Linked DNA regions of Homo sapiens: regions 1 and 2 are each linked to region 3. A link is a loop called in an ENCODE intact Hi-C map of the cell type or tissue named here. Cell type or tissue: IMR-90. All regions are shown on one strand.

Region 1 (2,500 bases), 160 kb after region 3:
CCCTAGCACCATGAGAACCATGGAGCCTGCTTAAAAAGAGATCAATGAAAGCCAAAAATCCGGCTGCCTGCTGAGAGGCTGCTCAGGGGAGGTGGGAGAGGCAGGAAGCAAATCATGGCATGGAGCTCTCTGCACAACTCCCAGGATGTGCTGCCAGCACCCCCTCCCGAAAGTTAATTACAGCTAGAGCTCTTCTCTGACCTCAGATGTTTTCCAAACACAAAATGAATTTTTTAGAACCTACAGAATGTAAGTTAAGATCTCTGCTGCTTGCTTAAGGGACTGTTGGAATCCTTTTCAGAGCTTTCCAGCCTTGTTAGGACTGCTTGGTCATTTATTATTGGCATGTGGGTGGACATCTAACTCACAGCTGCTATTTCACAAACAGTAATAATATTGAGGCCACTTGGTGAAATCAAAACAACACTAGAGTTCTGGCTGTCTTCTTTCCATCTATAAAACAAGGATATCCTGAGTGCAGTGAGAGGGCCTGGAATGTGTGGTATGATAGTTGTGGCTCTGCGGAGACCTTCCTCCTGTGTTTCAGGGCATTGCTGACATGCTGTACCCTTTGGTCTTGCCTTCCATGTACCACAGGATCGATAAACAAATAAGCAGGTTTCGGAGATGGTTACCTAAGAAGCCAATGAGGCTGGACAAGGAGACACTGCCAGACCTGGAGGAGAATGACTGCTACACTGCCCCTTTCAGCCAGCAAAGGATCCATCAGTGAGTGTTCCATGTTAAAGCCCCATCTCACTAAGGATGTGCAGCTGTGGTAGAGCCTCACCCTGCACGCCTTTGATTCCTGGGCATGAGGAAGGAACAGCATAGTGCCCTTCTCCCCTAAAAGTCTTGTGAGTGTTCATATCCCTTTTATTTCAGTCAGGGGAAGATAACTGCTGTAACCAACAATCCCTGCATCTCAGTGGCTTAAGATGATACAATGCTTGCTCATGTGTGTGTTGGGTAAATGATCTTCTCCACAGAAAGGCAGTGACCCAGGCTCTGTCATTCTCATTGCTCTGCCAACTCCCTGTGCACGGAGCCCCCTGCAGGCTCATCTGCATCTAGCCAGCAGACAGGAGGAGTGGCCTACACCTTTTCCCATTGAAAAGAGGGTTTTTTGTTTTCCGGTTTTTGTTTTATCTTGGTTCACTTCTCAGTTCCCCTTTCTTCAGCAGTTCACTGGGTTGCCTTAGGAAAAGCCACATCACCTGGCAGCCCACTTGCTGAGTCATCTGTCAGATTGTCTCAGAATGGTTATTTGTCACTTTTGACATGGGGGGAGGAAAAACAAGTTGGCTAAGTCACTGAGCCTGTGAGGAACTGCAAAAATGAAAGAGAATTTACTCTGAAGCTTCTGAGATGACAAGAAATGATGGCTGGATGCAGGGCAGGGCAGGCAGGAGGACAGAAAAGCCTGCCGTGTGCTGGAGACTGTAAACAATAGGAGAAACACAGCCTCTCAGTGGAGGCAGAGATCAGGTCAGCCCCACCTCCCTTGCAACAAGATCAGGAATTCCAGGCCCTCTTGCTCCAGCAGTAGTGACAGCCTCCATAAAAATGACTTACCTGGAGGGAAGAAAAGGGTGATGGATTTAAAAAAAAAAAAAAAAAGGTTGCTGATTTTGTGAGAAAGTAAACCAGGCTGAGTGCTGTGGCTCACATCTGTAATACCTGCACTTTGGGAGGCAGAGGCAGGCAGATCACGAGGTCAAGAGTTTGAGACCAGCCTGACCAACATGGTGAAACCCCGTCTCTACTAAAAACACAAAAATTAGCTGGGCATGGTGGTGCACACCTGTAATCCCAGCTACTCAGGAGGCTGAGGCAGGAGAATCACTTGAACCTGGGAGGCGGAGGTTGCAGTGAGCCAAGATTGTGCCATTGCACTCCAGCCTGGGTGACAGAGTGAGACTCTGTCTCAGAAAAAAAAAAAAAAAAGAAAGAAAAACAAAAAACGAAGGTAAGCCAAATGGCAGTTTTCAAGAAGTTGCAGGGAGTGCCAGGTGGGGACATATTTCAGCAACAGAAAAACGGTTAAAGTCTGTGGAGCTCTGCAGGGCAAAGGGGAAAAGAAAAATCAAAGAATAGATGTTCTGAATCAAAAATGTGTAACAGTAAGAGCAGTCTAATGCAGGGGAAGCAACTCTGTACGCCTCTGAAATAGCCGAGCTGATCCCCACAGGTCAGATTAAAGCCAACCCAGCTGCAGTATGTGAACATTTGAAAGGGTCATTGAAGCAAACATGGAATTCACAGACTGGCCTCAAAATCTTAGTTCGATCCTCAAGAGAAAGTGGGAACTGGAAGGGACATAATGTTAATTCAGAGATCAGGGTGTTTTCTTAAGAGAAAAAGACAGAAAAAAGCTGATACGTTCCCATTCTTAATTTAAACCCCTACCATGTCTCTCTTGTTCATCTTGGAAGTTTTTTAGACAATGAGTTGTTTCCCTAATTCTTCCGGAATGATGTCTGGTTTACAGGCAGGTTTT
Region 2 (2,500 bases), 300 kb after region 3:
CTTATAACCAAGATTTGTAAAGCACTTGACAGTCTACAAGGCATTTTTAAACATTTTCTCATAATTCTCACAATACTCACTTTATAGATGAGGGGAATGAGGCTCAGATAAATTAAATAATTCATCCTCAGGTAGACAGACAGCCCTTAAGCAGTGAAAGCTACCAGCTTCAACCTGGGTTTTCTGACTCCACAGAATACATTCTTCTGGCTCTCCTTTGAATTAATTATCTGACCATTCTTTTCCCACCTTCCTTCCAGACTCCTCTTTCTATTCCTTAGGTGGTGCCATCAGACCAGTTCAGGCCTCACCTGTCCTATCATCTTGCATTACACACGCCTCCCCTGGTCACTTTGCACTCTCCACATACCCCAGAGGGTCCACATCCTTCTTCAGCCAACTCTCTAACCTCATTCAGGATGCACAGTAGACCTGACGCTGTTACATTCTCCTCTGTTTTAGCACCTCGTGTTTTGTATAAAGCACCTCATTTCATATCTGATCCCAGACCTCCCAAAAGACCTAAGGGATCGAATGAGAAGAGAGAAGTACTTGATTCAGGAGATGATGTATGAAGCAGAACTGGAACGTCTCCAGAAGGAACGAAAGGAGAGGAAGAAGAATGGAAAAGCACACCACAACGAGTGGCCGTGACCATGTAGGTGAGAGGTGTGCTCAGCGTCTGAGGCCATTCCGAGGTTGAATGGGTGCTTTAAACTCCCTGAAGCAAAGCTTACCATTGTTGCAGTAACAGGGATCAAAATAAACTCCTTAGAAGCTTCCCAATCCAAAAGAAGCTTGTTTTTTACTTTAATCGTTGCAAATTTTGCTTGATCTTCCCCTCCCACATACCTTCTGCAACACTTCTCTGCCTTCTTGCCAGACTCTGGCCTATCAGTCAAGGTCTTCATGAATTGGCCTAGGAGTTCCCTGAAACAAAGCGTCCTCTCTCTTTTCCTCCAGCCGGGCTGTTTTCTTTAATATCCCCAGGGAAACATGCCCCTTCTTTCTAGGTGGGTGGGAGGCAGACATTAGCAAAGAGAATTCTTCCTGAAAGCCTCAGCGGCCAGAGACCAAGGTGCAACAGGGCTGTCCTGGGCTGCAGGACCAGTAACTGATGAAGAATTTCTTCTGGCCCCACCACTACTGGCTGCTTTCTTCCCAAAAAGGCCATTTCTAATTTTTGCTTGAAAGCATAGTATCTGCCTGCCTGTTTCTATTTCCCCAATAGTTGGCAGGATGTGATGTTGCTTTAGACTGCCCTTCTGACTCAGTCTGTTCACCCATAAAGCAAGCATAAAAATGTTTATACCATCCCTGACTCCATTTGGGGTTACAAATTCTTTGAATGCCTTTGGTGCATGGTAAGTACAAACTATTGCACCTCATGTTTTAAAGCAATTGTGTATGCATAAGATCTTTATGCCTTCTTTTCTCTTTCCAGAAAATAGTCCCTTTCCAGGCCAAGGACCTGAATTCTGTTTACTTCTTCTGGCTGTGCAAAAGCACACTCAAGTGAATGACTAAAAATGCAACCACAGTGCATGTTGCAGATACCGGCGGCCGCAGGAGGGGCAGCATCCAGTAGAGGACTGGCGTTGGAGTCACACTGCTGTGAAATCACGTTGCAGTCCAGCGCACAATTGCTATCTATCCATAGACCATTCTTGACCAAGCAAGCATGCACATTATGGGCAGTTACATTCTCAAGTTTTTAAAATCAAGGGGAACTTGTATACTGGGCCTGTTTTTCAGCCTGTTTGCTACCTTTTTTGCATTCTATCCCATGTGAATTTTACAGACACTGGGCTAAAAAGGGTATTCAGACACATGGACACACATTCCTAGAATGTCATCATATGGTCCTAATTCCATGTCACCAACAACACAGACAAGACCCTGTTTACAACTTTTTCTTTCCTTTTTTTTAATTTTAGACCTTTCTGAGAAGATTATTATATATGACATATCTATAGCTATGTGTATGGCCATAGATGTATTTCTGTGTGTACATATGTATAGTCATGTATTCCTGCATATGTACATACAAATACAGAGATATATAAAGTACATAGAAATTCCTTACTTGTAAATAGCCAAAAAGTACTGACATGAGTGAATTTTCACATTTAAATAGTCATCAATATGAAGCCATGATTAATGCTTGTATAATGTGATGCAATAAAATTTAAAATAAATTTCTGCACATGGAATATTTTCAGCTGGCTCTTCTGACATTCTGTTGTATTTTTGTCTCATAGAATAAGAGAAATCACAGAATAAGTAAGTGGAATCTTTAATGTGAGGAGAATATCTGAGGGACTGTGCAAGAAATCAGATGTTTGTTTATTGCATAAATGCATGCAAAAACAAACAATATAGCCAAATATCAGCGTATGTTTCTGATGAACTTTTTTCCCCAGTCTTGATGGTGGAATATTTTAAATATAAGCCAAAATGAATATGCCGTAATTTGAGGATTTGATAATCTACCCAATTT
Region 3 (2,500 bases):
TATTTTTCTCCAAACCAGTTCCTCCTGCAGTCTCTTCCATCTCCGTCAATGGCAACTACATCCTTTGTTACTGAGGCTGAAATCTTCTTATAATCCTTGACTCCACTCTTTTTTTCACATCCCACATCTGTCAGGTCTGCCTTTAAAATATATTCAGAATCCGACCAGTTTTCACCACCTCACTGTGGCCATCCTTGTGTGAGCCCCCATCATCTCTCCCTGTAATGGACTTCTAACTGGCCGTCCTACTTATGTCCTTCTACTTCCCCAGGCCAACTTTTAAAGCCTGTTCTCTATATAGTAACCAGAGTAGTCTTGTAAAACATGTCAGGTCCTATTACTCCCTTGCTGAAAATCCTCTGATGGCTTTCTGCTTTAGTCAGATAGTAAAAGACAAAGTCCTTATAATGGCTCTTACATCATCTGGCCTTCTTGACTCTTCCTCATGTACCCTATTTCAGCCACACAGGCCCTTTTGATGATCCTTGAACACACCCAATTATGTTTTTGCTTTAAGACCTTTGTACTCGCGATTCCCTGTGCCAATACAGATCTTCCATCATTATATGCATAGCTAATGTCCTTACTTTCTTCAGGTTTTTATTTAAAAATATCTTTTTCATTGATATTTTTCCTGGTCTTTCTATTTAAACTTGTTAAAAAGAAAGAAATACCCCCCCATAACAGCTTATATTTTAAATTAAATGTATCTTTGTTGTTTTTTTATCCCTCTAAGATGTTGGCTCAATGAAAGTAGGAATTTTTTCTGTTTTGTCTACTGCTATGCCTAGAATAATGCCTGCATAGTAGGAGCTCAATAAATATCTGTCAGCTGACTAAATGAATGGAATTATGTTAACAGATGAATGATTTTAGCGGAAATAAATGTCAATATTTGATGATATAAATATATATATTAGATTATAATCATTTATCAGATTATTATTTTAGATAATAAAAGCATTTTTAGCATTGCTTGATTTATGGTTAGGATTCTGTATTTGGAGGTGCTAAAATGGGTAAGAAGTCCAGCCATTGCAGATGCAGAGGCCTTTAGCTGAAGCTCTAGAGCTGTTGGGGTCCCCAGGAAAAAGCTCACATGAGATCTCCTGATGCTACGCTTCTGGCCTTCATTATTCACCCCCATTTCTAACATATATATGTTGGGGGGAAGCTTAAGGTTTTCAGTGGTGTGGGGCTACGACGGGTGTCCCTTCACACCATTTCAAATGGATAGGGGTAAGTTATATCTAGAGTCTTAGTTCCAGAAACAAGGTTGTGATACATACTCCTGTTAAAAAATTTTTTTTTGATTAATGTGCACCAGCCACTAGGGGATGCTAGACACTCATATTCAGAGTAGGGTCCACTGTCTCATTGGGCTTGGCAAGAAGTCTGGTCTACCTACCTTCAGACCATTTCATTATTTGTATTCTTTTTAGCCTTTTGTGTAAAACTAACATTTATTTAATATTTCCTCCATTCCTCCTTTTTTCAGCACATTCCCCAATTGGAGAGGGGTATTTTGGATGCATCTGGGTTCTTGCTTTTAGGAACTGTGTTTAATCATGGAAACCTCATTCCTATTTTCCAAGTGGCAGTGACTCATGCGGGGAGAGTCAAGGCCCTGGGTCTCTGCTAGTGCTTTCCCCATCCTTTAGCATTTCTTCACTTTGCTAAAAAGCGTAAAAGTCTTTTCAGTGATTCTGTCTGTGGGTGTTGGAAAAAGATTTTAAGAAAAATGATTTTCAAAATGACTAGTATTTACACGTATGAGTCCCTATCTTTTCAAGTTTTTAGTTTCATGCCACTTTAGGAAAATAATAGCCCATGCGGTGCCACCTTATTCTTTATATCTTTTACACGTGATTGATTGTAAAGGCGATGAGGATACCAGTATCCATTGCCAGGAGGTAAGCAGGAATCAGATAAAAGCAAAGGGTGGAAGGTGGAGATAGAAATACATATATGAATAACATTCTTCTTCTCTCCAACTTCATATAGCTTATCAAATCCTTAATTTAGCTTTGGGAGGCTGGTGGATCACTTGAGGTCAGGAGTTTGAGACCAGCCTGGCCAACATGGTAAAACCCCATCTCTACTAAAAATACAAAAAATTTAGCTGGGCATGGTGGCATGTGCCTGTAATTCCAGCTACTTGGGAAGCTGAGGCATGAGAATCACTTAAACCCAGGAGGTGGAGGTTGCAGTGAGTCGAGATTGTGCCACTGCACTCCAGCCTGGGCAACAGAGTGAGACTCTGTCTTAAAAAAAAAAAAAAGCTTAATTTAAACTTTGATCTTAGGATGAAATACCCTCATAGTGTGCTCTGCTGTTAGAGATTCATGTGGGAAAAACATATATCTTGGTTTCTTTAAATAAATTAGTAGAGGGAAAAGCTGAATCGACATATGTTATCATATAAAGGAGTTAAAATCATGTTCTTTGGTGTGAATAGACCTTGGTTTGAAACTAAACTCTGCTGCTTATTAGGTGGGTA

The links. A loop is a pair of places that touch in the nucleus more often than their neighbours do. Peaks named below come from ENCODE experiments on the same cell type or tissue, not always from the same donor. Only the 100,000 strongest peaks of a DNase experiment are listed, where the experiment ranks them.
Region 1: it touches region 3 in a loop (2.8-fold over the local background); 13 of 110 quality-filtered maps call a loop at or near these places.
Region 2: a loop joins it to region 3, with 2.1 times the contacts of the local background. A loop is called at or near these places in 3 of 110 quality-filtered maps.

Annotation. Positions count from the first base shown.
Region 1 is chr12:100,986,942-100,989,441 of GRCh38, forward strand. ANO4 (anoctamin 4) reads left to right here. Exons shown (of 28, transcript NM_001286615.2): 8 at 598-729. Among named protein-coding and RNA genes, the nearest start is that of ANO4, 190 kb to the left of the region's middle. RefSeq lists enhancers at 1-351, 1,404-1,927. In IMR-90, a CTCF peak has its summit at 1,055 (motif pointing left); DNase peaks (open chromatin) are centred at 320 and 1,000; H3K27ac peaks cover 1,206 bases.
Region 2 is chr12:101,126,417-101,128,916 of GRCh38, forward strand. ANO4 (anoctamin 4) reads left to right here. Exons shown (of 28, transcript NM_001286615.2): 27 at 463-658; 28 at 1,445-2,213. The coding sequence ends at 654. Among named protein-coding and RNA genes, the nearest start is that of SLC5A8, 83 kb to the right of the region's middle. In IMR-90, no CTCF peak of the experiment used is centred here; a DNase peak (open chromatin) is centred at 1,295; H3K27ac peaks cover 1,159 bases.
Region 3 is chr12:100,826,753-100,829,252 of GRCh38, forward strand. The region is part of intron 1 of ANO4 (anoctamin 4); the gene reads left to right. Among named protein-coding and RNA genes, the nearest start is that of ANO4, 33 kb to the left of the region's middle. In IMR-90, a CTCF peak has its summit at 1,347 (motif pointing right); no DNase peak of the experiment used is centred here.